Regions from separate parts of the Homo sapiens genome. Here regions 2, 3 and 4 are each linked to region 1. A link is a contact called in ENCODE Hi-C or POLR2A ChIA-PET data. All regions are on one chromosome and are shown on one strand. Each heading gives the region's core, a stretch centred on a gene start or an enhancer-like site at or near the end of the contact. The rest is flanking DNA. Distances are from core to core; before and after follow the strand shown.

Region 1 (6,751 bases), core at 1,605-4,104:
TCAGCATCTTTTTCATTGTCCTTAATAAAATAAGTTAAGCATTGTTTTATGCCAACGGCCTCTTACAGAACAAGACAAACTCATTAAATGAAAACAATTCTTTAGAAACCAAAGGCCAGGCCTGGTGGCTCACGCCTGTAATCCCAGCACATTGGGAGGCTGAGGCAGGCGGATCACTTGACGTCAAGGGTTTGAGACCAGCCTGGCCAACATGGTGAAACCCTGTCTCCATTAAAAATACACAAATTAGCTGGGTGTGGCGGCATGCACCTGTAGTCCCAGCTACTCAGGAGGCTGAGGAATCGCTTGAACCCAGAAGGCAGAGGTTGCCGACTGCGTCACTGCACTCCAACCTGGGCAACAGAGCAAGACTCCATCTCAAAGAAAACAAAAACAAAAAAACCCAGAAATCTACGAGAAACTAGACTGGGTAGCTTATGCTTATCTTTCTTAGAAAAGCATTTAACCCTTAACTAGCTGCCTCTGCCAATATTTCTAGGCACTGATTGTCCAGCTACCTAGCCTGGGTGCTTGTCCACCAACTGGCCCTAGTTTTTTCATTTCCCAGCTAATTCTGAATGGCCCAAATCCTCTTGATCTTTCTAGGTCCACCTCAAAGTTTACTTCACGAGTTTCGGGCTGAGCAAGGTGGCTCACACCTATACTTCCAGCACTTTGGGAGGCCAAGGTGGGCAGATCACCTGAGGTCAGGAGTTCAAGGCCTGGCCAACAACATGAAACCTCGTCTCTACCAAAAATACAAAAATTAGCCAGGCGTGGTGGCAGGCAACTGTAATCCCAGCTACTCAGGCAGCTGAGGCAGAAAAATCGCTTGAACCTGAGAGGCAGAGGTTGCAGTGAGCTAACTTCGCGCCACTGCACTCCAGCCTAGGCAACAGAGCAAGACTCCGCCTCAAGAAAAAAAAAAAAGTTAGTTTCTGATCCTAACCATAACAAAATCCTGAACAGTTGGTATACCACTATGGCAATTCAGTCCTGCCACATTTTCTAGCCTATTGCTTCCTCTAAGTACATTCCTTACAGGCAGAAACTATTAATATATTCGCACTTATGCCAGGTGCGGGTGGTTCACGCCTATAATTCCAGAACTTTGGGAGGCCGAGGAGGATGGATCACCTGAGGTCAGGAGTTCAAGACCAGCCTGGCCAACATGGTGAAACCTTGTCTCTACTAAAAATACAAAAATTAGCTGGGCATGGTGGCGGGCACCTGTAATCCCAGCTACTAGGGAGGCTGAGGCAGGAGGATTGCTTGGACCTGGGAGGCAGAGGTTGCAGTGAGCAGAGATCGCACCACTGCACTCCAGCCTGGGCGACAAGAGTGAGACTCTGTCTCAAAAACATATATATATATAATCTACCTTTCCTCCTTGCCACAGATGCAGCTAGAGCCTAAACGGAGAAGGTGCCAGTTAACTAGCCTTTGGTGATTTTAGCATTGAGACTCCGGTGCTAGCAGTGATTCCAGTCCACCTGATTCAGGCCACAGGAATTCTCCCAGAATCTTCACTACAAGTTGAAACTCCAAATCCTTAATCCTAGAGAGTAAATGCACTTAGGGTCAATGCACACCTAAGTATACCTTAGGTGCGCGACAGGTCTATTTCCTGTCAGAATCCCTAGATGAAAAGAGGAAGTAGATGGACACCCTTATCGGTCAAGCGCTGATGGAACACTCATCTACAAATGAGATACACATGCTGAGACCCTAAGCTGACCCAAGCTGATGGTGCTATCGAGACAAACCACTTTATCACATATTCATCAGCAGTCTCGGAGTTTTTCTTCCCATTCCCTCCCGTAGCGGCTCACCTTTGAGGCAGGAAAGAAGCAGTTCAGGCGGAAGCCACAATCTTTACAAAGCAGGCTTCAGAGAAGCTCACCATTCATCAGCCAGTGAGGGCTGTCACCTGCTAGTTGAGAACTAAACTCAGACATCAGATTCTTCCACAAAGGCCTCCTCACCAGCTGTCCGATGGGTACGGCGTTCAAACGACTCAAAACAGCACAACAAGCCTGGTTTTATTTCTGATGGTCCCCATCAAGGGAACTGAAACTACATGCCTCTAGATTACCTTGCGATCACTCCTCATTTTATTAAAAACATGAAGAAAGAATCCACCCCATTCCGGATATTTACCAAGCTTGACACAGGGAACACCACTATGCCATTTAACTTTGTGGACGTACGTGAGTCTCTCCCTCCCACCTTTCTGAGATGTGTTTCACTGCCAAACGGAGAAGAAACGCAAACACTCCCCAAAGCCGAAAAATGGCAAACGACCAAGATGTTTCCCGTGCCAAATCCGAATTATCCAGGCCTCGGCTCCAGACGTGGGAAGTCCCGCCATCTCCAAGGCCGGCAGGGAACCCTGGCTCGGGGGACGCGAGTGGGCAAACCCCAGTGTGGGGGGACCAGGCCGAGGTCGGCCGATGCTGGGCGACCCCCGCCAGCAGTTGGGGCGGGGTCTGCACCCTGAGAAGCGGTGAAAAAAGCCGGCGGAGGAGCCGCTCCCGACCAGCACGCTCCCCGCTCCCGGCCCCGCGGGCAGCCCCGACTGGGCCCGACCCCAGCCCGCCCTCCAGCCCCGGCTCACCCCGCCCCGGCGGGCAGCTGCGCGCCCCGGGCCCAGCCGGGCCAGCTGCTCGGCGGACGCCCGCGGTCGCGCTGGGCTCACTCGTGGCGGCGCGTGGCGGGCCCGAGGCCGCTAGGCACCATCTTCTCCCCGCGCCGGGGGCAGCGTCTGGCTCCGCGGGGCCGACGCGAAGACCAGACGCCAACCGGGCTCCCGCCGCCGCCTCAGTTCGGGCTCCGGCAACCGCGGTTTCCGGGTGAAAAAAAAAAAAAAAACCACGCCACCTCCAACGCCGCCGTGACCTCCGACCCCGGGCGTCCGACGGTGGCGCGGCCGGGACAAGCTTCGTCAGAGGCAGGCGGCGGAGACCACGCTTCCGGGACGGGTAGCGTGCATGCGGACGTGCGTGGAGTGCGTGATGGACGTTTATGGGTCTGTGTGCCGGTCTGGTGTTGTGCGTGTGCGTGTGTGCGTAGTGCGTGTATGTGGCTTGTAGTGTGCATCGTGTACAACGGTGTGTGCAGTGAGTGCATGTATGTGCATCTGTGTGCGCGTGTGTGGTGTGTGATGGTATGGGTGTGTGCATGCGTAGATGTGTAGGGAGTGCGCACACGTGTGCATGCTCATGTGTGTGCTATGCGTGTGTCTGTTGATGTGCTTGTATATTAATCACTGCTGATAAACATGTAATTTTGGACCAGGCGCGGTGGCTCAGGCCTGTAATCTCAGCACTTTGGGAGGCCAAGGCAGGAGGATCGCTTGAGTCCTGGAGTTCCAGACCAGCCTGGGTAACATAGGGAGTCTCTGACTCTATTTATAAATAAAATAAAATGAAAATGAAAATTTTTAAAGTATAATTTTGTACAATCACTTTGCAAAGTAATTTGGCATTATGCAGTACACTTAAAGATATACACATCCTCTCTTGAGAATATATTACCCTGGAGAAACAGTTGCACCTATGCACAAGTAGACAAAATAATGCTCATAGCAACACCAATGTTTTTAGCAGCAGTATGACTCACTAAAAATTGGGGAGAAAAAGCAGATGTCCATACAGTCAAATGTAAAAACCAACTTTGATATATTCATGGTTTGGTTTGTTTTTGTAGAGACAGGGTCTCCCTATGTTACTCAAGCTGGTCTCGAACTACTGGACCCAAGTGATCCTCCCACCTCGGGAGGATCTGGGATTACAGGTGTGAGCTGCCACGCCTGGCCCATCTTCGTGTTTAATCGGGTACAAAAGACCAGTGAAAATTATTTAATACAGCTCACACAATTATGGTAGTCAATTGCAGACTATATTGGCAGGGACCAAATCACAAAATGGTACACTGCTACATATTTCCATTATGTAAAATTCAAAACAGGCAAGTTCATAACATATTGTTTAGAGATGCATACATAATTGTTTGAACTGACATGAAGCATGAGAAAAAGATGTATAAACTTCATGTTAAGTGTTAGGGGAATGGGATGGGGGAGGAGTACAGGGTGCTTTAAAGGTAATAAAGTTTTGTTGTTCTTGCTTTTGAGACAAGGTCTTGCTCTGTCACCCAAGCTGGAGTGCAGTCGCATGATCATGGCTCACTGCAGACTCGGCCTCCCAAGCTGAAGTGATCCTCCTGTCTCAGCCTCCTGAGTAGCTGGGACCACAGATGTGCACCATCGTGCCCAGCTAATTTTCATATTTTTCACAGAAATGGGGTTTCCCCCAAATTGCTCAGGCTGGTCTCAAACTCCTGGGCTCAAGTGATCCGCTCACTTCCACCTCCCAAAGTGCTGGGATTACAGGCATGAGCCACCACACCCAGCCATCTTTAACAAAAGTTTATCAGGTGAAGCCTGTAATGTTCAACACAATGGCTCAGTTCCTTCACTGAATACCCTCTTATTTCCATGATTCTTGCCCTCTTTTGTTATCTTGCACCATTTGAATTATCTTCCTTGTTGTAATGGGTGTGACATTATCTGCAAGTGCAGGCAGTATTGAATTGTGTATATAATGATGGAACCAAACTTCCTAATGAGATGTCCCTTACCAGGCTAGGACTGATAATGTAATTAAAGGAGCCCCACCACCAATGGCACCATATATGACTTAGTGATTGAGACCGTAGGAGAATGTAAAAAAGGCAACCTCAAACCTTTCATCCTAGCTGCCTTGTATGGGATTTCAAAAAAAATTTTTGTTTTTGTTTTGAGATGGAGTCTCGCTCTGTCGCCCAGGCTGGAGTGCAGTGGCACGATCTTGGCTCACTGCAACCTCTGCCTCCTGGGTTCAAGCGATTCTCCTGCCTCAGCCTCCTGAGTAGCTGGGATTACAGGCGCATGCCACCACGCCCCGCTAATTTTTGTATTTTTAGTAGAGAAGGTGTTTTGCCATGTTGGTCAGGCTGGTCACGAACTCCTGGCCTCAAGTGATCTGCCCACCTTGGCCTCCCAAACTGTTGGGATTACAGGTGTGAGCCCGAGTCCAGTAAAAAAAAAAAAAAAAAAAAAGAAACCTTTTTAAATAGAGACAAGGTCTCACTGTGTTGCCCAAGCTGGTTTTGAGCTTCTGGCCTTAAGCAATCCTCCTTACTCAGCTTCCCAAAGAGCTGGGATTATACGTGTGAGCTACCATGTCCAGCTGGATTGTAAAATTCTTTTTTTAAAAAAAGATTACATGGTGCAGCCACTTTTAAACAACAATCTGGCAATTTCTCAAAAAGTTTAACATAGAGTTATCATTTGAAGCCAGGTGTGTTGGCTCACGCCTGTAGTCCCAACAGTGGGAGGCTGAGGCAGGAGGATCGCTTGAGCCCAGGAGTTCAAGACCAGCCTGGCCAACATGGTAAAACCCTGTCTCTACTAAAAAATAAAAATAAAAAAATTAGCTGGGCATGGTGGTGGGCACCTGTAATCCCAGCTACTCAGGAGGCTGAGGCAGGAGAATCACTTGAACCTGGGAGGCAGAGGTTGCAGTGAGCTGAGATTGCGCCACTGCCCTCCAGCCTGGGCAACAGAGTGAGACTGTCTAAAAAAAAAAAAAAAAAAAACCATTCTGGAAAACATAGCAAACCCCATCTCATAAATAAATGAACAAGTTCTAAGACATATGGCTTTATTTAAAAAAATAAAAAGTTACTGGCCACATGTGGTGGCTCACGCCTTTAATCCCAGCACTTTGGGAGCCCAAGGTGGGTGGATCACTTGAGGTCAGGAGTTTGAGACCAGCCTTGCCAACATGGCGAAACCCCGTCTCTACTAAAAATACAAAAAATTAACCGGGTTTGGTGGCCGGTGCCTGTAATCCCAGCTACTTGGGAGGCTGAGATGAGTGGCTTGAACCCAGGAAGCAGAGGTTGCAGTGAGCTGAGATCACGCCACTGCACTTCAGCCTGGGCGACAGAGCCAGACCTTGTCGCCAAAAAAAATAAAAGTTACCATTTGACCTCACAATTCCACTCCTGGAGATCCAAGAGAATTGCAAACAAAAATTCCAAACAAAAAGTTGTACAGGAGTGTTTATAGCAGCATCATAATAGCCAAAAAGTGGAAGCAACTCAAATGTTCATCAACTGATTAATGGAAAAACAAAATGTAGCAAATTCACAAGCAGAATGGTATTCAGCCATGAAAAGGAATGAAGAAATAATGCATACTACAGCATAGATGAATGTTGAACACATTATGCCAAGTGAAAGAAGCCAGTCACAAAAGGCCCTGTATTGGATGATTGCGTGTCTATGAAATGTCCAGAATAGACACATTTATGGAACAGAAAGCAGATTGGTGGTTGGGTTGCCTAGGGTGGGTAAGAGGCAATTGGGAGGTGGTAATAGCCAGGGAGTTTCTTTTGGGAGTGATGAAAATATTCAAAAACAGGCAGTGCGCAGTGGCTCATGCCTGTAATCCCACTACTTTGCGAGGCTGAGGCTGGTGGATCACTTGAGGTCAGGAATTTGACACCAGCCTGGCCAACATGGTGAAACTCCATCTGTGTTAAAAATACAAAAAATAGCCAGGCGTTGTGGTGCCTGCCTGTAATCCCAGTTACTCGAGAGACTGAGGCACGAGAATCACTTGAACCTGGGAGGCGGATATTGCAGTGAGCCAAGATCGTGCCATTGCACTCCAGCCTGGGCGACAGAGCAAGACTCTGTCTCA
Region 2 (6,751 bases), core at 1-2,500, 1.9 Mb after region 1:
AGGTCTCACTCCATCACCCAGGCTGGTGTGCAGTGACCCAATCATGCCTCACTGTAGCCTTGAACTCGTGAGCTCAAGTTATCCTCCCAGCTCAGCCTCCTGAGTAGCTGGGACCACAGGTGCACACCAACACGCCTTGCTAACTTTTATTTTTATTTTTGAGACACAGTCTCGCTCTGTCACCCAGGCTGGAGTGCAATGGTGCGTTCTTGGCTCACTGCAACCTCCACCTCCTGGGTTCAAGTGACCCTCCTGCCTCAGCCTCCCAAGTAGCTGGAATTACAGGTGCACGCCACCAGGCCCAGCTAATTTTTGTATTTTTATAGAGACAGGGTTTCACCATGTTGGCCAGGCTGGTCTTGAACTCCTGACCTCAGGTGATCCGCCCACCTCAGCCTCCCAAAGTGCTGAGATTACAGGCGTGAGCCACCGTACCCAGCCCATGGCTAATTTTTAAACTTTTTTGTAGAGATGGAGTCTCACTATGTTGCCCAGGCTGGTCTCAAGCTCCTGGCTTCAAGCAGTCCTCCCACCTCAGCCTCCCAAAGTGCTGGGATTACAGGCATGAGCCACCATGCCCAGCCGCAGAAGGGCAATTATTACACAGTGACAGTGGAAGGAACAGAGACACAGTCGGTGGATGGTGGGAAGATAAGAACATTCACTCTGAGGGCTTCTAGTAACGTTGGAGAAGTGAGCATCAGCTTAGCAGAAGGGAGGGAGGGAAGGAAGCACAGGAGGTTTGAGGAGAGAGAGAGAGGAAGTATGAAATCAGAGCTGCACTTCAATGTGGTGGCTATTGGCCATGTGTGGCTACAGGATAGCTGGAATATGGCTGGTCTGAACTGCGATGTGCTAGAAAGGTAAAATACAGGGTTAGATTTAAAGATTTAGTTCCAAGAATATATACACTACATTAATAATTACATATTGCTCCTATACTAAAATAATATTTTGGATATATTGGGTTATTAAATGGTTAGAATGAATTTCACCTGTTTCTTCTTTCTTCTTAACTACTAGAAAATTTAGAATTCACACATGGCTCACATTTTATTTCAGACGGTTGCCTTACAAGGCAAATGCCGTCTGGGGAGGGCCTGGGTCAGCTCAGGGAGGAAGCTCTGCCTGAAAAGGCTTAGGGTTCACTCTACATTCAGCCCAGCATCTGAGCACGTCTTCTGTCAATCAAGGCCTGAGAGGGTGGGGCCCTAAACATTATCCAATCAGGGACGCTGGGCTGGGACCCGTCCAATCAGGCACTCAGCTGGAGCAGACAGGACGGCTTCCGGGTTTGGTGGGGCCTTTGTCTCTGGCGGCAGCCGGAGCTTCTGGTGTAGTCTTCACTGCTCTGTGTCTTCTGCTCCTAGAGGCCCAGCTTCTGTGGCCTCGTTACCTGCAGGTATTGGGAGATCCACAGCTAAGACGCCAGGACCCACTGGAAGCCTAGAAATGGTGAGAGTGCCGGGTCCGACATCCCGAGAGAGGGGGCGGGGCTGGTTGGAACTGGTGGGAAGTGGCTGTGGCGGGACTCTGGCCTCCCCGCAGCTGGCTCCAAAATCCGCGGCCCCGAGTTCTCCTTGGCGCAGCTCGGCCCTCAGTCCCCTTCAGCCATAGGATGGCGGCCGGGCTGACAGCTCGGACCCCGGGCATCCTGTCTCCTCCCTGCGCAGTGACTGTGCCTTGTTCTGGAGTCCTCTGTGGGCAGCTCTGCCCCCACTGCCGCAGCTCTCCCCGATTGTGCAGGGACCACTGGACGGTCGTCAGGGGAGAATACTGACTCAGGATGCAGAGTTCATGAATGGGAAGAGCTTTGGTCTGCGGGGTTCCCAGTCCCCCTTTTTTTCTATTAAAAATTTGTGGAAGTCTCCGCAGAAATATTAAAGAATTTAATTAAAGAGTAATTCAAGAATTGTAGAGCACCAAGCTATGTTTTGTAGTTTGTGGTTTATGGAAGGGGCTTGAAGAAAACACTTTTATAAAGTGCATGATAAAGGAAAGCAAATTCAATAATTGGTTAGGTAAAGTTATGTAGTTTCTTAATTTGTACGATCAAGGTGGAAATTCCCTGGTCATGTAATGAGAGGTTAATTGGCAGTTTATAGTTGGTTAAGCCTGAATTTTATTTTCCCCCAATGTAATACTTTAGAAAAAAATCATTCGAGTTAGATTTTTTTGCAAGTAGCAACCCTAGGACTGGAGCCACCTCAGTCTAATTGCCTGCCACTTAATTATTTTCACACTCCACAGGGCACTGATTTTCCTCTGCATTTTTCACTTCTGTCTCAAGCAGGGTCTCAAGACTTCTCCCCATTTCCCATTCCTCCAGCCTAACTCTGGCTTGCAGTAAAATACTAAATTTCCAGTTCCTTCTGACATTCCCAAATGCCAATTTCCCCTCCCTAATTCACATTATCAACTATTTGTCCTTTAATGTACACTTTAGTGTACATTTTAGGTACCATATTTTAATTAATCATTTTTTGACAAAGCATTGGCTGGCATTTTAAAAAAGATTTGTTTTCTGTTTGTAAAGATTTCCCAAGAGAAGAAAGCAAAGAATAATCCCCTGACACTGTATTGTAAAAAATGTTCTGTGCCTCCTTTCCTTTTATTGCCTCTAGCCACAGAAACCTTATCAGAATATTTTTGGGTCAGGGTTTCCCTTTGGAAACTTTATAAGGTAATGTGTCCTCAGCCACCCTTCAGTTTTTTCCCTGGTTCTGGGTTTCAGTACTGTCTGGGGATAAATCAAGATATCCACTGTGGCTGTGTATGCTACAATGTCTAGTAAATTTCAGCTCCTGGCCTGGAATGAAACTTCGCATATCTGGGAATGGGAGACAGGACAGCCTGAAGTTGGAGTGTAGCCTCTCAAGGGAGCAGGTGGATGCCCTGAGGCTGAGAGGAGTCTCCTGGGGTACTCTTCCTTTGAAAAGCAAACCCTTAGAGAAGTTAAGATTGTCTTCAAGCAACCCGGGTTCCATTTCTCGAAGACACATTGCTGGTCAGCCAATCAGATGGTGGTAATGAGGGAAAAACAAATAATTACTGCCACCTGGATTCTCCAAGAATTATGAAAGAGAAAATAGTATCCCAAAAGACAAAAAAAAAAAAAAAAAAAAAATCAAACCTGGCCCCAGTGAGATGGTGCAGCAACTTGCAAAGTGAAATGCACCTTGGGGCACTCAATGGGGCCTAGTACAGTGTCTCTGGAGAGGGTGGTCACTGAGCACTTAAGTGAGCAGGATGGGGGTGGGAGAATCTCTCAAGGGATTGGGTGGCCTGACTTGACATATGAGTCAAACACATCTGTTTTTTAATGAGCACCGTAGCTCCCTGGGTTTGTCACCTTGAAAAGGTTTGTTCACTTATTTTGACTACAGTTTTTTAACTGTAACTTGCATTTTATTAGTAGGGCTTAAAAGGTAAGAAAATATTTACAAAGGGCATAAAAGAGGTGGGGCTCAGAAGAAAATAAATATCTAATCCTATATTCCATTCTTAAGAATACTCATTTAAGGAAGACTCTGTCTCAAAAACAAAAACAAAACTCATTTACCTTTTTCTTTCCCAGACCGAGTTTAGAAATTTTCTCAGGTGTGTGTTTTTGTTTTTGTTTTGTTTTGTTTTGAGACGGAGTTTTGCTCTTGTTGCCCAGGCTGGAGTGCAATGGCTCAGTATCAGCTCACTGAAACCTCTGCCTCTGGGTTCAAGTGATTCTCCTACCTCAGCCTCCCAAGTAGCTGGGATTACTGGCATGTGCCACCATGCACCAGCTAATTTTTTGTATTTTTAGTGGAGATAGCGTTTTTCCATGTTGGTCAGGCTGGTCTTGAACTCCCTGCCTCAGGTGACCTGCCCGATCTGCCCGCCTTTGCCTCCCAAAGTGCTGGGATTACAGGCGTGAGCCACCGCGCCCAGCCAGGTGTGTTTTTTTAATGACTTGGTGACATCCAACAGAATTCCAAGGCTTAGTTTTTAGAGTGCTACAAAGGAAAAAAATAGGGAAAATCTCTCTTCCATTTTGGCTGTAGAAAATGAATACATTTCCATAAGAAAATGTGGTAGATAATTGGTGAGTTACATTCATGAAAACATCAGTTCCTCTTTTTGCAGGGTACATTTGTTACAGGGAATACCTCTGTTCTGTACTCTATCATCTTGATATGTGATGTTAATGCTAAATTTTATGAGAGGAAACTTGGTATCTCCTAGAAGTGCTCCCATATGACTAATTGTTTACTACATGATTTTTAATGGAAATAATAACATATTGTCTTAAAGGAATAAATGCTTTTGTATTTCTTATTGAGGTATGAAATGTAAGTACCGTAAAATTTCCTTCCCTTATATAAACAATGTGTTTGAGTAATTTTTCTGAATTTTTCAGTTTCAAAAACCAAGTGAATAACTCTGACATGGAAATTAAAGCTTGTGCCCAGTGACCCCAAGCTAATGCTAATATTGAGCCTGCAAAAAGCGGGGAGGTTCTTTCTTTCTTTTTCTTTTTTCTTGACAGAGCCTTGCTCTGTTGCCCAGGCTGGAGTGCAGTGGTGAGATCTTGGATCACTGCAGCCTCTGCCTCCTGGTTCCAGCAAATCTCTTGCCTCAGCCTCCCAGGTAGCTGGGATTACAGGCAGGTGCCACCACACCCAGCTAATTTTTGTATTTTTAGTAGAGACGAGGTTTCACCATGTTATCCAGTCTGGTCTCAAACTCCTGACCTCAGGTGATCCTTGGTCTCCCAAAATGTTGGGGTTACAGGTGTGAGCCACTGCACCCAGCCAGGGAGGGAGGGTATTAAAGGCTCAGTTCATTCTTTCTAGGAAACCTTCCCTGCAGATGTCCCAGCCTGCTCACTCTAGCCATGGAAGAAGCCTTTATACTGAAAAAAGTGACAGAGCCCTGGAAAGCTGGGGACCCACAGACAGATGCAGTTAACATTAAGATGGAATGGGACTGGGAGGGTCTTACTGCAGATGAAATTGTTACTGTTTTGAGGCAGTTTCTAGACTTTGTAAAATGAGCTAAATTAGGTTTATGTAAAAAAATTGAATTCTAAAAGAGTGTTGCAACAGAACGAAGTACCAACTATAAGAGCTTTAAGGATTGCAAAGTTTAAACAGATAAAGGCTTTCTTTCTTAGGGAGGAGCAAAAAAGATTAGAAGGTCAGAGGGGAATAGCAAATGGAGGATGAAAAAAAATCAGATTTTAGATCAGAAATTGTTTTACCATGAAGTCAGCAAGTTTTTAGGAGGAACATAAAATGGGGCTGTATGTTGGCTCAGACTGAGAGTAGCTCAAAGTTCAGGAGCCTGTGGAAAGGAGATAAACTTAAGTAAAGTTTGATTAAGAAGTATTTTAGGCTGGGCACAATGGCTCATGCCTGTAATCCCAGCACTTTGGGAGGCCAAGGCCGGGGGATCACTTGAGGTCGGGAGTTCGAGACCAGCCTGGCCAACATGACGAAACCCCATCTCTACTAAAAAAAAATATAAAAATTAGCCAGGCATGGTTGCATGTGCCTGTTATCCCACCTACTCTGGAGGTTGAGGCAGGAGAATTGCTTGAACCTTGGAGGCAGAGGTTTCAGTGACCCAAGATCGTGCCACTACACTCTAGTCTGGGCGACAGAGTGAGACTCCATCTCAAAAAACAAACAAAAAAGCATTTTATTTTGACCACTGAAGACAAATTTAGCTAATTTTTTAATACAAAAAAGAAGAAAATGTGCAGAGTCAGTGTCTGGTTATGTGATAAGTCAGACAAGAGAGCACCATCTAAGTCATAATGAAAGGATGTTTCTTTCCATAAACTGTTCCTGGAGAACACAAAGGATAGAGAATTTTATTAACGCTATTTACCAGGATTATCTATGTGCTTCATCTTTCCCCACGTCTTTTCTTTGTCCTATACATTTTTTCCACTTGAGTTTTCTGGGTTGTATTTTGTATAATAAATGGGTAAACATAACTACAGTATTTTGCTGAGTTCTGTGAGCAGCTCTATAAAATTATTGAACTTGAGAGATTTATGGGAGTCCTGAATTTTTAAACAGTAGCTCAAAAGCATAGATGGACCTATAGGGTTTGTGACTGGTGTCTGCAGTGAAGACAGTGTTGTGAGATTGAGCCCTGGATCAGGGTCTGTGCTGACTCTTAAGTGGGGTCATAATTCAAATTTTAGACAATGTGTTGGTTTTGAAGAATTGCTTGGTGTTCAGCAAACATTACAGTTTTGGTGCCAGAAGAAAGACATCTCAGAGGCCTGGCCTGGAATGGAACTCTGGGTGTCTGGGAATGAGAGACTCTGCTCTCCTGTACACAGGCTGTCACACTGCCCATTGTCCTGGGATTTGAGGTCTCCTCCCACTCCCACTGTGAGAGAGGACTGAAAACTTAGAGGAAAGGAGCTCTTATAGCAGACCTCCTTTTCCCACCACTGCCACCTCAGGATTTCCACCCACTCACAAACATACCCACTAGACATTGATGTGTTCACACCTCCCAGGACTAGGCACCACCTTAGGAATTTCACCACAGCATTTTTCATCCTGGTGTTTCTTGCCAAAAACCCACAAAAGTGTCTACGAGTCTCCTGACATATTCCTATTCCCAGACACTGAATCTGCAGCAGCAACCTGTTCTCTCCACCAATCTAGGATTCTGGACCACCTGTTCATAATCTCATCTGCCTGCATGGACACAGAAATAAATCAGAGGACAATCCCACCTGGACCACTATCTG
Region 3 (6,751 bases), core at 1,335-3,834, 1.5 Mb after region 1:
ATTCCTAAACTCATTCTGGGAAAAACAAAAAAGGTAAAAGAATTTTTAGCAAATGGAATATGTGATTAGATATTAATTTTTTCCTGAAACTCACCTCTTTTATGCCCTTTGTAAATATGTCTTACCTTTCAAGCCCTAATAAAATGAAAGTCAAAATAAGTAAAAAAAAATATTTTCAAGGTGACAAACCCAGGAAGTAGCAGTGCTGATCAGAAAACAGATTTGTCAGCAGGCGTGGTGCCTCACGCCTGTAATCCTAGCACTTTGGGAGGCCAAGGCAGGTGGACTGCCTGAGCTCAGGAGTTTGAGACCAGCCTGGGCAACAGAGTGAAACCCAGTCTCTACTAAAATACAAAACACTAGTCGGGTGTGGTTGTGCGTGCCTGTAATTCCAGCTACTCGGGAGGCTGAGGCAGCAGAATCTCTTGAACCCAGAAGGCAGAGGTTGCAGTGAGCCGAGACCACGCCACTGCACTCCAGCCTGGGCAATAGAGGGAGACTCAATAACCACCCTCTCAGAAGACACTATACCCCAGGTGTATTTTACTTTGCAAGTTCTTGTACCATCTCACTGGGATCAGGTTGTTTTTGTTTGTTTGTTTGAGACGGAGTCTCGAGGCTGGAGTGCAGTGGCATGATCTTGGCTCACTGCAATCTCCCTCTCCCGGGTTCAAGCGATTCCCCTGCCTCAGCCTCCCGAGTAGCTGGGATTACAGGCATGCACCACCATGCCTGGCTAATTTTTTGTATTTTAGTAGAAACCGGCTTTCACCATATTGGCCAGGATGGTCTCGATCTCCAGGTCAGGTTTTGTTGTATCTTTTGGAATACTTTTTTTTTTTCCACAAATCTTAGAGAATCCTGGGGACAGAAATAATTTTGGTGTTTTCCTCCCAGTACCAGCATCTGATTGGCTGACCAGCAATGTTTCTCCAAGAAATGAAAGCTGGGTTGAGTGAAGACAATCTTAATATCTCAAGGGGTAAGCTTTTCAAAGGAAGAGTAGCCCAGGAGATGCTTCTCAGCCCCAGGGCATCCACCTGCTCCCTTGAGAAGCTACATTCCATACTTCAGGTTATTCTACGAGAGAAAATGACCCAGGAGCTGATATTTACTAGACACTCTAGCGACATTGCCATGGTAGGTATCTTGCCCCAGACAGTACTAAAACCCAGGACCAGAAAAAGAACTGAAGGGTGGCTGAGAACACATCACCCCATAAAGTTTCCAAAGGGAAAGCAACCATGACCCAAAAACATTCTGATAAGATCTCTGTGCCTAAGGAAGATAAAAAGAAAAGAGGCACAGAGATTTACAATACAATGTTAGGGGATTATTCTTTGCTTTCTTCTCATAGGAAATATTTACAAACAGGAAACAAATCTTTTAAAACGTGCCATCCAATGCTTTGCCAAAAATGATTAATTAAAATATGCCATCGAAAATGTACACTAAAGGAAACACACTTGCTAATGCGAATTAGGGAGGGTAAGTTGGCATTTGGGAATGTCAGAAGGAACTGGAAATTTAGTATTTTACTGCAAGCCAGAATTAAGCTGGAGGAATGAGGGATGGGGGGTAGACTTGAGACCCTGCTTGGGACACATGTGAAAACTGCAGGGGAAAATCAGTCCCCTGTGGATGTGAAAATAATTAAGTGGCAGGCAATTAGATTGAGGTGGCTCTAGTCCCTGGGTTCCTACTTTAAAAAAAATATAATTCAAATGCATTTTTGGCGGGGGGAGGGGAGGGTAAATAACACCGAGGGAACAAAATTCAGGCTTAACCAACTATAAACTGACAATCTCTGATTACATGACCAGGAAATTTCTACCTTAATCATACAAATTAAAAAACGACGTAACTGTACCTAACCAATTATTAAACTTGTTTTTTTTCATTATGCATCTTATAAAAGTGTTTCCTTCAAGCCCCTCCCACGGACCACAAACTACAAATCATAGCTGGGTGCTCTAAAATTCCTGAATCGCTCTTTGATTAAATTCTTCAATATTTTTACCTTGACTCCCATAAATTTTTAATAGGAAAAAAGAGGACCTGAGAACCACACGGACCAAAGCTCTTCCCATTCATAAACCCCGCACCCCGAGTCAGGATTCTTCTCTTTACTATTCTCCCGTCGTCCCTGCACACTCGGCGAGAGATGCGACGCTGCGGGTGCAGAGCTGCCCAGGGAGGGCTCCAGGCCAAAGCACAGTCACTGCGCAGGGAGGAGACAGGACGCCCGGGGTCCCGGCTGTCAGCCCAGCCGCCATCTTATGGCTGAAGGAGACTGAGGGCCGAGCTGCGCCAAGGAGAACTCGGGCCGCGGATCTCGGAGCCGACTGCGGGAAGGCCCGAGGCCCGCCACAGCCACTTCCAATCGGTTCCAGCCAGACCCTCCCCCTCTCTCGGGATGTGGGACCCAGCAGGCTCACCATTTCTAGGCTTCCAGGGGGTCCTGGCGTCTTAGCTGTGAACCTCCAAGTTCTTGCAGGTAACAGGGTCACAGCGGCGAGCCTTTATCAGCACAGGACGCAGAGCAGTGAAGACTAGACGTGGAGCGCCGGCTGCAGCGAGAGACAAAGGCCCCGCCAAATCCCGGAAGCTGTGCTGTCCGCTCCAGTTGCGTGCCTGATTGGATGGTTCCCAGCCCAGCGTTCCTGATTGGATAACGTTTAAGGCCCCGCCCCTTCGGGCCCTGAGTGACGGGAGATGTGATCAGATGCTGGACTGAAGGAAGAGTGACAGCCTAAGCTGCAGCCTTTTCAGACGGGGCTTCCTCCCTGAGCTGAGTCAGGCCCACCCCAGACAGTATTTGCATTTAACCTTGTGAATAAGGCCATATGCATTTATAAATAGTATATTATATGTCTATTCACAAATGCAAAGAATATAATACCAATTATTCAAAATTTTCAGATTTTATGACCTTCCTGGCTTCTGGTTTTGTTGTTTTGTTTTGTTTTTGGTTTTTGTTTTTTGAGACAGAGTCTAGCTCTGTCGCCAGGCTGGAGTGCAGTGGCACGAGCTCAACTCGCTGCAACCTCCGCCTCCCAGGTTCAAGCGATTCTCCTGTCTCAGCCTCCCGAGGAACTGGGACTACAGGCGCACGCCACCACACCCAGCTAATTTTTGTATTTTTAGTAGAGACGGGGTTTCACCATGTTGGCCAGGATGGTCTTGATCTCTTGATCTTGTGATCCGCCCGCCTCGGTCTCCCAAAGTGCTGGGATTACAGGTGTGAGCCACAGAGCCCGGCCAACTTCTGTTTTTTTAAGCAGGCAGCCTGAAATTTTAAAAAGAAGGCAATCCTCTAAAATAAAATGTGGGCGACACGTGAATTGTACATTTTTTAGCAGCCAAACTTTAAAAAGAAACAAGAAACAGGTGAAATTGATTGTAACAATTTAACCCAATATATCTAAAACCTTATTCTAATATGTGAGTGATATGTAATTATTAATAAAGTATATATATTTATTTGGAACTGAATCTTTGAAATTAACTCTATTTTACCTTTCTAGCACATTGCAATTCAGACCAGCCACATTCCAGGCAGCCAGTAGCTACACATGGCCAATAGCTGCCACATTGAAATGCAGCCCTGACATCAGGAGGGTGAAGGGTCTGAACACCCCTTTTCTGCCAGAAGTGAGGGGACAGCCTCTCTTTACCAACATCTTTCTACAGTTTTGAGGGTGGAACAAGATAGTCACCATAGAAAGAGCAGAGGGCAGCAAGAATAAAATAACCACAGGTACACCACTGCTGGCCACCTGTTGCCCACCTTTCTTCCAGAGATCAGACAGTAACCAAAAGATGATGGGGCCACAGGAGATTAAACGCTATGTCTTCAGATCTCTCCACAGTCATCACTTCCAGTGTTTAAGTATAGAGAAAACAGATTAAAGGTAAACTTATTTTGCTATTTGGCCTGGCCCTAGTGGCCAGAGTGTGTTTATCTGTTTTCTCCTGTGGCGTGGGGATTGTGTGAGTACAAGTACCAATCCCATGCAAACATGCCTACATATTTTTCTGCATTACTCAATATTATCTTACAAAACATCCAACTTTAGAGCAGAAAAAAAAATCAGCACTTTTAGGGTGCCAACTGTTGGAAGGTAACTATAACAACCAGTAATCAACCTGTCATTAAATCCTGGCATCCTATCTGCACTGTGTGCACGTATTAGTTAGGTATTGCAGCATAACAAACCAACCAAGGCTTTTTTTTTTTTTTAAATACAGAGTTTCGCTCTTGTTGCCCAAACTAGAGTGCAATGGCACGATCTCAGCTCACCGCAACCTCCGCCTCCTGGGTTCAAGTGATTCTCCTGCCTCAGCCTCCTGAGTAGCTGAGATTACAGGTATGCGCCACCACGCCTGGCTAATTTTGTATTTTTAGTAGAGATGGGGTTTCTCCTTGTTGGTCAGGCTGGTCTCAAACTGCTGACCTCAGGTAATCCGCCCACCCCGGCCTCCCAAAGTGCTGGGATTACAGGCGTGAGCCACTGCGCCCAACCCAGCTAAGGCTTCTTAGCTCACAATTGAGATGGTCAGTCATTTAAGCTGGGCTCAGTGGAGCAATTCTTCTGATCTCAGCTGAGCTCCTTCAGACATGTGTTATCAGCTGCTTGTTAACTAGGCAGCTGTGCTTCTGGATGTGCGCTTCTGGAGCTGTCAACAGGGACACCTTGCTTCTCCTCCCCATGGTATGTCATCCTCCAGCTGCCTAGCATGGGCTTTTTTTCACAGAGATGGCAGCATTGTGAAAGAAAAACAGAAGCATTCAAGACTGCTAAGCCCCAAACTGGCACGCTATCATGGTCACATGTTTTTACTGCCTTGAGCAAACAAGGCCAGCCAGATCTAGGTTTCGGAAAACAGATTCTGGATCTCAATGGGAACAGCTGTAAAAATCCCTGGCAACGGGCGTGGACATAGAAGGGATAAAAAATTGCTACCATTTTTGCAATCAGTATCATTCTACCTTTTTTTGCATATGTGGTTTATAGAACTCTTGTACATCAGGAAACTTGTCCAAAGACCCACATCTACTAAGTGGCTGGGCTGAGATTCAGGATCAACTCTGTCTGACCCCAAAGCCAATGCACCTCCATAAATAACACTACCAAAGTAACTGCCTTAGACCCTTGAAATCCTGGCGAGTGACCCTTCTAGAATAGATGCCAGATTCTTTCAAATTTATGCCCATATAGTACTGTTTAATTATTGCTAATACTCTCAAGAACTGCAGATGCACACGGTGGCTCACGTCTGTAATTTTGGCAGTTTGGGAGGCTGAGATGGGAGAATCACTTGAGCTCAGGAGTTCAAGTGCAGCCTGGGCAACATAGTAAGATCCTGTCTTCATGAAAAAAGTTAAAAAAATTAGCCAGGCATAATGGCATAATGGTGCATGCCTGTAGTCCCAGCTACTCGGGGAGCTGGAGCAGGAGGATTGCTTGAGCACGGAAGGTCAAGGCTGCAGTCAGCCATAAGTGGTTACACCACTGCACTCTAGTCTGGGTGATACAGTGAGACCCTATCTCGAAAATTTTTTTAAAAAAAGAAATTGCAGAAGCATTTTGAAAGAACGTAGAATAATCTGGGAAAATCGCTGAGGGATGAGTTTAGAAAATCAAAGCCCAACACATTATTTTTTATTGTAAAAAATTTGAAAACTTAAAAACAACCAACTTTAGAGATATTAAATTTATCAGAGTTTAATTGAGCAAAAAATAATTTGCAAATCAGGTAGCCTGTGGATCCAGAGTAGGCTCAGAGAGACTTCAGCACAGCCACCTGGTAGAAAAAGATTTATGGACAAAAAAAGCAAAGTGACACACAGAAAATGAAAGTGAGGTACTGAAACAGCCGGATTGATTACAGCTTGGGATTTGCCTTATTTGAACATTGTTTGAACAGTTAACTTTTTTATTGGCAAAAACACAGTGGTTGGTACAAGAATGTGTTACAGTCTACTTACATATCTAGTTAGGTTTCAGTTTACTATCTTGAAAAATACCTATTGACCAAACTTATACAGGAAAGGGGGCAGGTTTAGGCTATAATTAATTTAACAATTTTTCCCTTTTGGTTACCTTCTCAATTTTCAGATGTAGACCAAAACTTTAGACACTGATATCAGTCTGTCACCATTAAAAATGTACTTATTTAGTTTCAAATCCCACTGTGAAGTAACAGAACTGTGGGTTTCGTAAAGTGGAAATAAAGCCTTCAGGTTATTTTTTTAAAGGCTTACAGTAAGAGGACCTCCTTGTGTTGAAATCTACTGTTTACACATGAAAAACAAAACCTGGCCTATAGATCTTAAGGATCTACCTCTTTCCTTAAATTTTCAGTTTATGTGACATTTAGCATGAGTGACTCCATTTTGGTTTGGTTTGGTCTGTTTGGGCCTAGTGCACAAGCTCAGTCAGGAATAGTGGCCTCCGATAATTTTGTTTTAAAAATTCCCTCCATTTGGTTAAGTTCTCATGTGGGTCAGATTTTGACCAAAACTCAGGGCCTTCGTGCCACTTAGTTTCCATTGTTTTGGGTTTTTGTCCTTATCTATTATGTTATTCATAGGTCATGGTGTCCTCATGGTCACATATGTCTTTAAGTTTTTGTCATTCCAGTTAATGAGAAACCATTTGACATTCTGGAGATGACTGCATGCAAACATTTATAACTTTTGAGAGAATACAGTGCAGTAGGGAGACTACTATTTTGACATCAGGAG
Region 4 (6,751 bases), core at 2,452-4,951, 1.0 Mb after region 1:
CTGCACCAGGCCCTAAGTAGGTGTTAAAAGCCCTATTTAACATAAGAAACTGAGGCACCATGAAGATAAGGCCACAAGCCTAAGAACTGGGAGAGGTGGAAGCCCACCCAGATCCCTTAGATTTGAGCTCAGTGTACCAAACCAAGGGGGCAGGGACTGCTAACTGAATGTTAGCTGGCAGGCTGGTGCAGGTTTGCAGCAGAGTTTTCACCGATTTATGGGAAAATGGGAAAAAGTAAGGACACGAAAGTAAACTTTTTTTTTTTTTTTTTAAAGACAGAGTCTCGTTCTGTCACACAGGCTGGAGTGCAATGGCGCGATCTTGGCTTACTGCAACCTCTGCATCCCAGGTTCAAGTGATTCTCCTGCCTCAGCCTCCCGAGTAGCTGGGATTACAGGTGCATGCTACCACGCCCAGCTTGTTTTGTATTTTTAGTAGAGACGGGGTTTCAGCATGTTGGCCAGGCTGGTCTGAAAGTAAACTTTTCCATATAGCTAAATGATTCCATTTAAAAATATTTTATTCTGAGAGATTCTGTTCTTTCAAATTGTTTGAATGGAAATATCCTTTTGTTAAATGAAATGATGGTGACAGGAGATAGTGGTGTGTTATTGTTTTTACTGGCTGTACATGGTAGAATTGAAAAATCAGCATTTCTATTGTAGCCTACTAATTTCGGTGAAATATTTCTTTAGAAATATAAAATCTGGAACTTTCCATCATTATGCCTCCCCAAAATAATAGAGGACTTTACACACAGATAACACCTGCCTCTCAAGATTCTCTCATTAATCTCTACCTTACCGTGTTTGGATTAAGACACAGGGCTTGCGAAATGAGAATAAAGTGAGTTTGAGCAATCCAAAACCACGTGCTGACTCTGGATCCTGGAAGATGATTTTCTTCAGAATCTTTGTCTGTTAACTTTCCTCTGGGCTCAAACTTTCTTTTCCTAAAAGAGTCACATATTTGAGTACTACTGCTACATGGCAATCACCACTCAAAAAAAACTAACTTGAGGTGTCCAATAATCAGCTTTCATTTAAAGTCTGTTTCAGGCTAGGCGCGGTGGCTCACGTCTGTAATCCCAGCACTTTGGGAGGCCGAGGAGGGCGGATCACGAGGTCAGGAGATCGAGACCATCCTGGCTAACATGGTGAAACCCCGTCTCTACCAAAAATACAAAAAATTAGCAGGGCGTTGTGGCGGGCGCCTGTAGTCCCAGCTACTCAGGAGGCTGAGGCAGGAGAATGGAGTGAACCCGGGAGGTGGAGGTTGCAGTGAGTCGAGATCGCACCACTGCACTCCAGCCTGTGTGACAGAGCAAGACTCCGTCTCAGAAAAAAAAAGAAAAGTGTCTTTCAGCTTGACAAAATAAAAACTTTCAATGATGTTTTGTCTACACACTTCCAAAAGAAAATGAGTCTATATATGTACATATATGTGATTATATATGTATATATACATATGTGATTTTGATCAGCCTGCATATAAACTACCTGCAAAACAAGTTGATTTGTAAATTCATTTATTAAATGGGTAGTTTATAAGCTACTTGATTTTTGCAAGTAGTTTATAAACAGGCTGATCAAATTGAACAAATTTCTTAATTTCACTGTATACATGGCAAATAAGTTATCTACTCTTCTTATTAGCAAATCTTATTTTTACCTACCCTCCTTTGGCAAGCATCTAAGTTAAACTATTTTATGTCCACAGCTACACAATGAAACATCACTTTCAGTCACAACATATTAAATTCACATTTAAAACTATAAAGAGATCCAGTTACCTTTAGTCTTACATGTACTTATACATACTTTTAATATACTACTTGATGTTTTATGCACAAACATGCAGCTCTTGCAGGATATAACTATGAGAATATTTAGAGTGTATGCTAAATACACTTTTTTAAAGACAAGTCAATTTTTAAAAATTATTTATTTATATTTTATTTATTTATTTGAGATGGAGTCTCATTCTGTTGCCCAGGCTGGGGTGCAATGGTGTGGTCTTGGCTCACTGCAACCTCTGCCTCCCAGGTTCAAGCAATTCTCCTGCCTCAGCCTCCCGAGTAGCTGGGACTATAGGCACATGCCACCACACCCAGCTAATTTTTGTATTTTTGGTAGAGACGGGGTTTCACCATGTTGGCCAGGCTGGTCTTGAACTCCTGACCTCATGATCCACCCGCCTCGGCCTCCCAAAGTGCTGGGATTACAGGCGTGAGCCACTGTGCCCGGCCAAGAAAAGTCAATTTTAAGCACTTAAGCAGGCCAGGCGCGGTGGCTCATGCTTGATTCCCAGCACTTTGGAAGGCAGAGGTGGGTGGATTACCTGAGGTCAGGAGTTCGAGACCAGCCTGACCAATATGCTGGTCTCGAATATGCTAATAGGCAACAACGTTTAAAAGTCATTCCAATGCCTAAAACACCACCATATACATAACATACTTGTCCTTTACTCCAATGAAGCTTAAACTAGACCCAAACTCAGACCATTTCCTTCTCCTGGCACACTGAAACATACGAGAGGGAATCCAAGAAATCAGATATGTTAAGTGCGGGTATCTTCTTCCACAGTAGGGTCAAATTCGTGTTTGCCAGCAAATGTCACCGTCCCAGTTAAGTCTGCAAATTCTCACTAGCGCTGGAGTACAAAGAGGCCTGACCACGGAAACACCTGTCCTAGCACCAGGAAGACAGTGGGAAAGGCAACCCCCCTGTCTCCGCGCCGGCCCCAAAGCCTCGGCTGCAGCGATCGGGGGGACAAGAGGTTGCCGCTGGTCTCAAGGGTGCGGTGGACAAGGTCCCACACCCCCGGCCCGCCTCCCGAGAACCAGGAAACCTGTCAAGCCAGCCTGGACCCACCCTCCGCAGCCCCCTCGCGCTCCTGCACAGCCGGGCCCCAGCCCGCCCGACCGCTCCGCGTCCGCCCCGGCCTCCCGGCTGCACTCTGCCACCTCATCCCTCCCCGGCTGCCTCGCGGCCCCGCCACCTCCGCCCCGCGGCCTGGGCTCAGGCCGCCCCCCGGGCAGGAGCGCCCCGCCGCCGCCCCCCGCCTGGCCCCGACCCGACCCCGTCAGTTCCCCAGCGGCCCGGTCCCCGCCGCCCCCAGGCCTGAGCTCCCGCCGCGCGCTCCCCACCCCGAGACTCCACCCTCGCCCCGCTCGGCCGCTCCTGGCCCACTCCCCCAAGCCGGCTACCTGGAGGCAAGGGCGGCGGAGCACTTCACCCAGGGCCCCAGGTCGCAGAGGGCCCGGTGCTCGGGGTCCCGCTCCTTCTCCCGCTCCACGTGGTAGGCGTAGATGGAGAGCAGGATTCCGGCAGCGCACACTGCATACCGGGCCACCCGCTCCCACCGCGGCACCGACACTCTTAGCAGGACGGGAGCCGCCATCTTCCCGCCGCCGCCGCCGCCGCCTCCCTCCGCCTCCACCTCAGCCGCCGCCGCCCGTCGGGGCCCGACCCAGCCGCCACCGCCGCCACCGCCGCCTCCGCCGCCGCCGCCACCACCGCCGCCGCCGCCGCCGCGCCCCATTGGCTCGGTGGCCTGCTCCGGGCCCCGCCCCCACAGGCGCGCGGCCCAACCGCCCCAAAAGGAGTGAGGCGGACGGGGCGGGGAAGGCGCGCGCGGGCGCGGAGGGAGGGGGTGGAGTGCGCAACGGCCGAAGAGGCCGGATCGGCGGGCGGAGACTGAGGCGGCGTGGCGCTGCGCCGCGCGGCCGGTCGCGCGCGAGGGGTGGAGCCCGGGGGAGAAAGGGGTGGGGCAGGGGTGGGGATGGGCGGGGCAGGGGTGGGGAGGGGCGGAGCCAGAGAGGGGCGGGGCCGAGCGGGCCAGTGCGGGAGGGACTTAAAGGAGCGGTCTAACTAGCACATTGCAAGGATGCCACTGTGGGTGACTGGGCGAACCCTCGGCCCCTCCCTCTGGGGATGGCAATCAATTGCCATCCTTTTTCCCTTTTTCGTTGTATATTTCTGACCCAATCCAAATCAACCCTGGCCAATGCTTGGAGCTCCAGAGACCCACACCTATGACCTGATCTTCCCACCACCACCTTCGGTTAGACCTGTGCAAAACTTTTTTTTTAATGTGCAAAACTATGTTTTAAATTTAAAAACTATTTTTAAAAAATGATTTATGGACCGGGTACAGTGGCTTACACCCGTAATCCCAACACTTTGGGAGGCCGAGGCAGGTGGATCACTTGAGGTCAGGAGTTCGAGACCAGCCTGGCCTACATGGCGTAACCGCGTCTCTACTAAAAATACAAAAAACAAACAAAAACAAATTAGCCCGGTGTCGTGGTGGGCGCCTGTAATCCCAGCTACTCGGGAGACTGAGGCATGAGAATTGCCGGAACCCGGGAGGTGGAGGTTGCAGTGAGCCAAGATCGTGCCACTGCACTCCAGCCTGGGCGATAGAGTAAGAGTCTCAAAAAAAAAAAGAGAGATTTACGAATGCCTTGCTTTTCCGTAAGCTGAATTTGAAGTTGCTTACCATAACTCATATAATATAGAAAAATAAAGATGAGCTAATACAATCAGGACGAAGAAAAAGAAAAGTCAGAATAAAATGAAAGGCCAGGAATAAGAACACAGATAAGCAGGCCATAGGGGCTTACATAGTTATTAAAATTGCATCATAAATTTGGCTCTGAGCTTCCTGGTGGCCAAAACTAAAAGGAAAACAGATGTATGTGCTTTTTCTCACTGTCTTTAAGAAGAAACACAGGGTTCTTGGAGATTTTCAGTGTTTCCCTGGTTGCAGCTTTCAATTTTTCAGGGGCTTTATATAGTGATTTTGAATAATAAGCAATATCCTTGTATTCGTTATCTATTGTTGGGTAAAAATCACCCCAAATTTAGCAGTTAATAAACAATAAACTTTTTTTTCCCTCACAGTTTCCACGGGCTAGGAATCTGGGTGAGGTTAGCTGTGTCCTCTGGCTCAGGCTCTCATGAGGATACAATCAAGCTGTCAGCCAGGGCTGCAGCTCTCTCAAGGCTTCAGAATCCTCTTTCAAACTCACTTCCACTGCTGCTGGCAGGCCTGAGGTCCTCTCTGGCTGTTGGCTGGAGACATCATTTCCTGTCCACTTGCACCTCTTGGTAAGAAGCGGCAGGCTTACCCCAGGGAGAGGGAGGAGAAAGAGGAAGAGACAGAAAAAGAAAATGAGAGTGAGATCACAGTCCTTTTTTGAAACCTAATCCCAGAAGTGACATCCCATCACTTTTACGAAGTCTATTGCTACTTAGAAAATAGTCTCTAGGTCCAGCCAGTCATGGTGGCTCACACCTGTAATCCCAGAATTTTGGGAGGCCGAGGTGGGTAGAGCACCTGAGGTCAGGAGTTCGAGACCAGCTGACCAACATGGTGAAACCCCGTCTCTACTAAAAATACAAAAATTAGCCGGATGCGGTGGCACATGCCTGTAAACCCAGCTACTTGGGAAGCTGAGGCATGAGAATCACTTGAACCTGGGAGGTGGAGGTTGCAGTGAGCCAAGCTCACACCATTGCACTCCAGCCTGGCTTACAAGGAAAAACTCCATCTCAAAAAAAGAAGAAAAAAAAGAAAGAAAGAAAGAAAAAGAAAATAGTCCCTAGGTCCAGCCCATGCTCAGAGGGAGAGGATTACACAGGACATGAATATGAGGAAGCTATCTACCACAGTCCTCAAAAACATCCTTGCTCTGCCCAGGTGGGGTGGCTCACAACACTTTGAGAGGCTGAGGCAGGAGGATTGCTTGAGGCCAGCAGTTCAAGACCAGCCTGAGCAACATAGGGAGCCCTGGTCTCTGCAAAAATATATACAAAATTAGCAAGGTGTGGTGCATGCCTGTTGTTCCAGCTACTTGGGAGGACTGACTGAGCCCAGAGGGCTTGGGGCAGGGGTGTGGATTGAGGCTGCAATGAGCCAACGTTGCCCCACTGCACTCCAGCCTGGATGACAGAATGACACACTGATTAAGAAACAAAAACAAAAAACAAAAACCTCACTCTACATCCCTAATGATTTTAATAAATCTAAGTAGACTCCTGCAACTTCCCTTCTTATAGATTCCTTTACTCAGTTGATGAGATCTCTTGATCATCTGGCTTCTTTCATCAATAGGTCTGGGAGGTTTACCCATGCTATTGTGAATAGTGATTGTTATTTTTCATTACTGTATAATAGTCCATTATATTAGATATCCACAATTTTACGTGTCCATTCTACTACGGATGGACATCTGGCCCATTTTTAGCTATCATGAATTAAATTGCTAACAACATTCTATAAATGACCTTTGATGCCTCATAAGCCCTCACTTATTTTTATTTTTATTTTTAAATTTGAGACAGAGTTTTGCTCTTGTTGCCCAGGCTGGAGGGCAATGATGCAATCTCGACTCACTGCAACCTCCACCTCCCATGTTCAAGTGATTCTCCTGCCTCAGCCTCCCAAGTAGCTGGGATTACAGGCATGCACCACCACGCCTGGCTTTTTTTTTTTTTTTTTTCTGTACTTAGTAGAGATGGGGTTTCACCATATTGGTCAGGCTGGTCTCGAACTCCTGACCTCAGGTGATCCACCCGCTTTGGCCTTGGGATTACAGGTGTGAGCCACCATGTCTGGCCCCCATATATATATTTTGAATGAATGAATGAATGAATGGACACTCAAAAAATGTTAGCTACTAGTATTTTTGCAGAAACAATAGGCCCACAGCAAATATCTTTTCCCAAATAAAAAGGAAGTCCT

Evidence for each region. Hi-C counts contacts between places; a loop is a spot of excess contacts on that map. ChIA-PET counts read pairs that join two places held with the same protein, here RNA polymerase II (POLR2A). Pooled maps may share reads with other maps.
Region 2: a map of CD8-positive, alpha-beta T cell shows a loop between it and region 1 (5-fold over the local background). The contact joins the promoter of ERV3-1-ZNF117 here to the promoter of TMEM248 in region 1. A Hi-C loop is called at or near these places in 2 of 168 maps with a recorded cell type or tissue (CD8-positive, alpha-beta T cell and naive thymus-derived CD4-positive, alpha-beta T cell) and 4 of 50 pooled maps. POLR2A ChIA-PET finds 5 or more read pairs at or near these places in 1 of 52 experiments (GM12878).
Region 3: a loop to region 1 is called in a map of CD4-positive, alpha-beta T cell, with 6 times the contacts of the local background. The contact joins the promoter of ZNF92 here to the promoter of TMEM248 in region 1. A Hi-C loop is called at or near these places in 1 of 168 maps with a recorded cell type or tissue (CD4-positive, alpha-beta T cell), 1 of 37 single-sample maps with no recorded cell type and 6 of 50 pooled maps. POLR2A ChIA-PET finds 5 or more read pairs at or near these places in 1 of 52 experiments (HEK293).
Region 4: a loop to region 1 is called in a map of CD8-positive, alpha-beta T cell, with 8 times the contacts of the local background. The contact joins the promoter of VKORC1L1 here to the promoter of TMEM248 in region 1. A Hi-C loop is called at or near these places in 2 of 168 maps with a recorded cell type or tissue (CD8-positive, alpha-beta T cell and naive thymus-derived CD4-positive, alpha-beta T cell), 1 of 37 single-sample maps with no recorded cell type and 11 of 50 pooled maps.

What each region holds. Positions count from the first base shown.
Region 1 is chr7:66,917,328-66,924,078 of GRCh38, reverse strand. TMEM248 (transmembrane protein 248) reads right to left here and starts at 2,854. Exons shown (of 7, transcript NM_017994.5): 1 at 2,618-2,854. RefSeq lists a silencer at 2,563-2,812.
Region 2 is chr7:65,001,245-65,007,995 of GRCh38, reverse strand. It overlaps ERV3-1-ZNF117 (ERV3-1-ZNF117 readthrough), which reads left to right and starts at 1,250. Exons shown (of 4, transcript NM_001348050.2): 1 at 1,250-1,455. ERV3-1 (endogenous retrovirus group 3 member 1, envelope) reads left to right here and starts at 1,309. Exons shown (of 2, transcript NM_001007253.4): 1 at 1,309-1,455. RefSeq lists a silencer at 1,049-1,218 and an enhancer at 1,319-1,378.
Region 3 is chr7:65,369,688-65,376,438 of GRCh38, reverse strand. ZNF92 (zinc finger protein 92) reads right to left here and starts at 2,584. Exons shown (of 4, transcript NM_152626.4): 1 at 2,439-2,584. The coding sequence starts at 2,441. RefSeq lists an enhancer at 2,154-2,553 and a silencer at 2,449-2,719.
Region 4 is chr7:65,870,024-65,876,774 of GRCh38, reverse strand. It overlaps VKORC1L1 (vitamin K epoxide reductase complex subunit 1L1), which reads right to left and starts at 3,701. Exons shown (of 3, transcript NM_173517.6): 1 at 3,210-3,701. The coding sequence starts at 3,403. RefSeq lists enhancers at 2,200-2,751, 3,303-3,854 and silencers at 2,920-2,989, 3,537-3,716, 3,430-3,929, 3,950-4,009.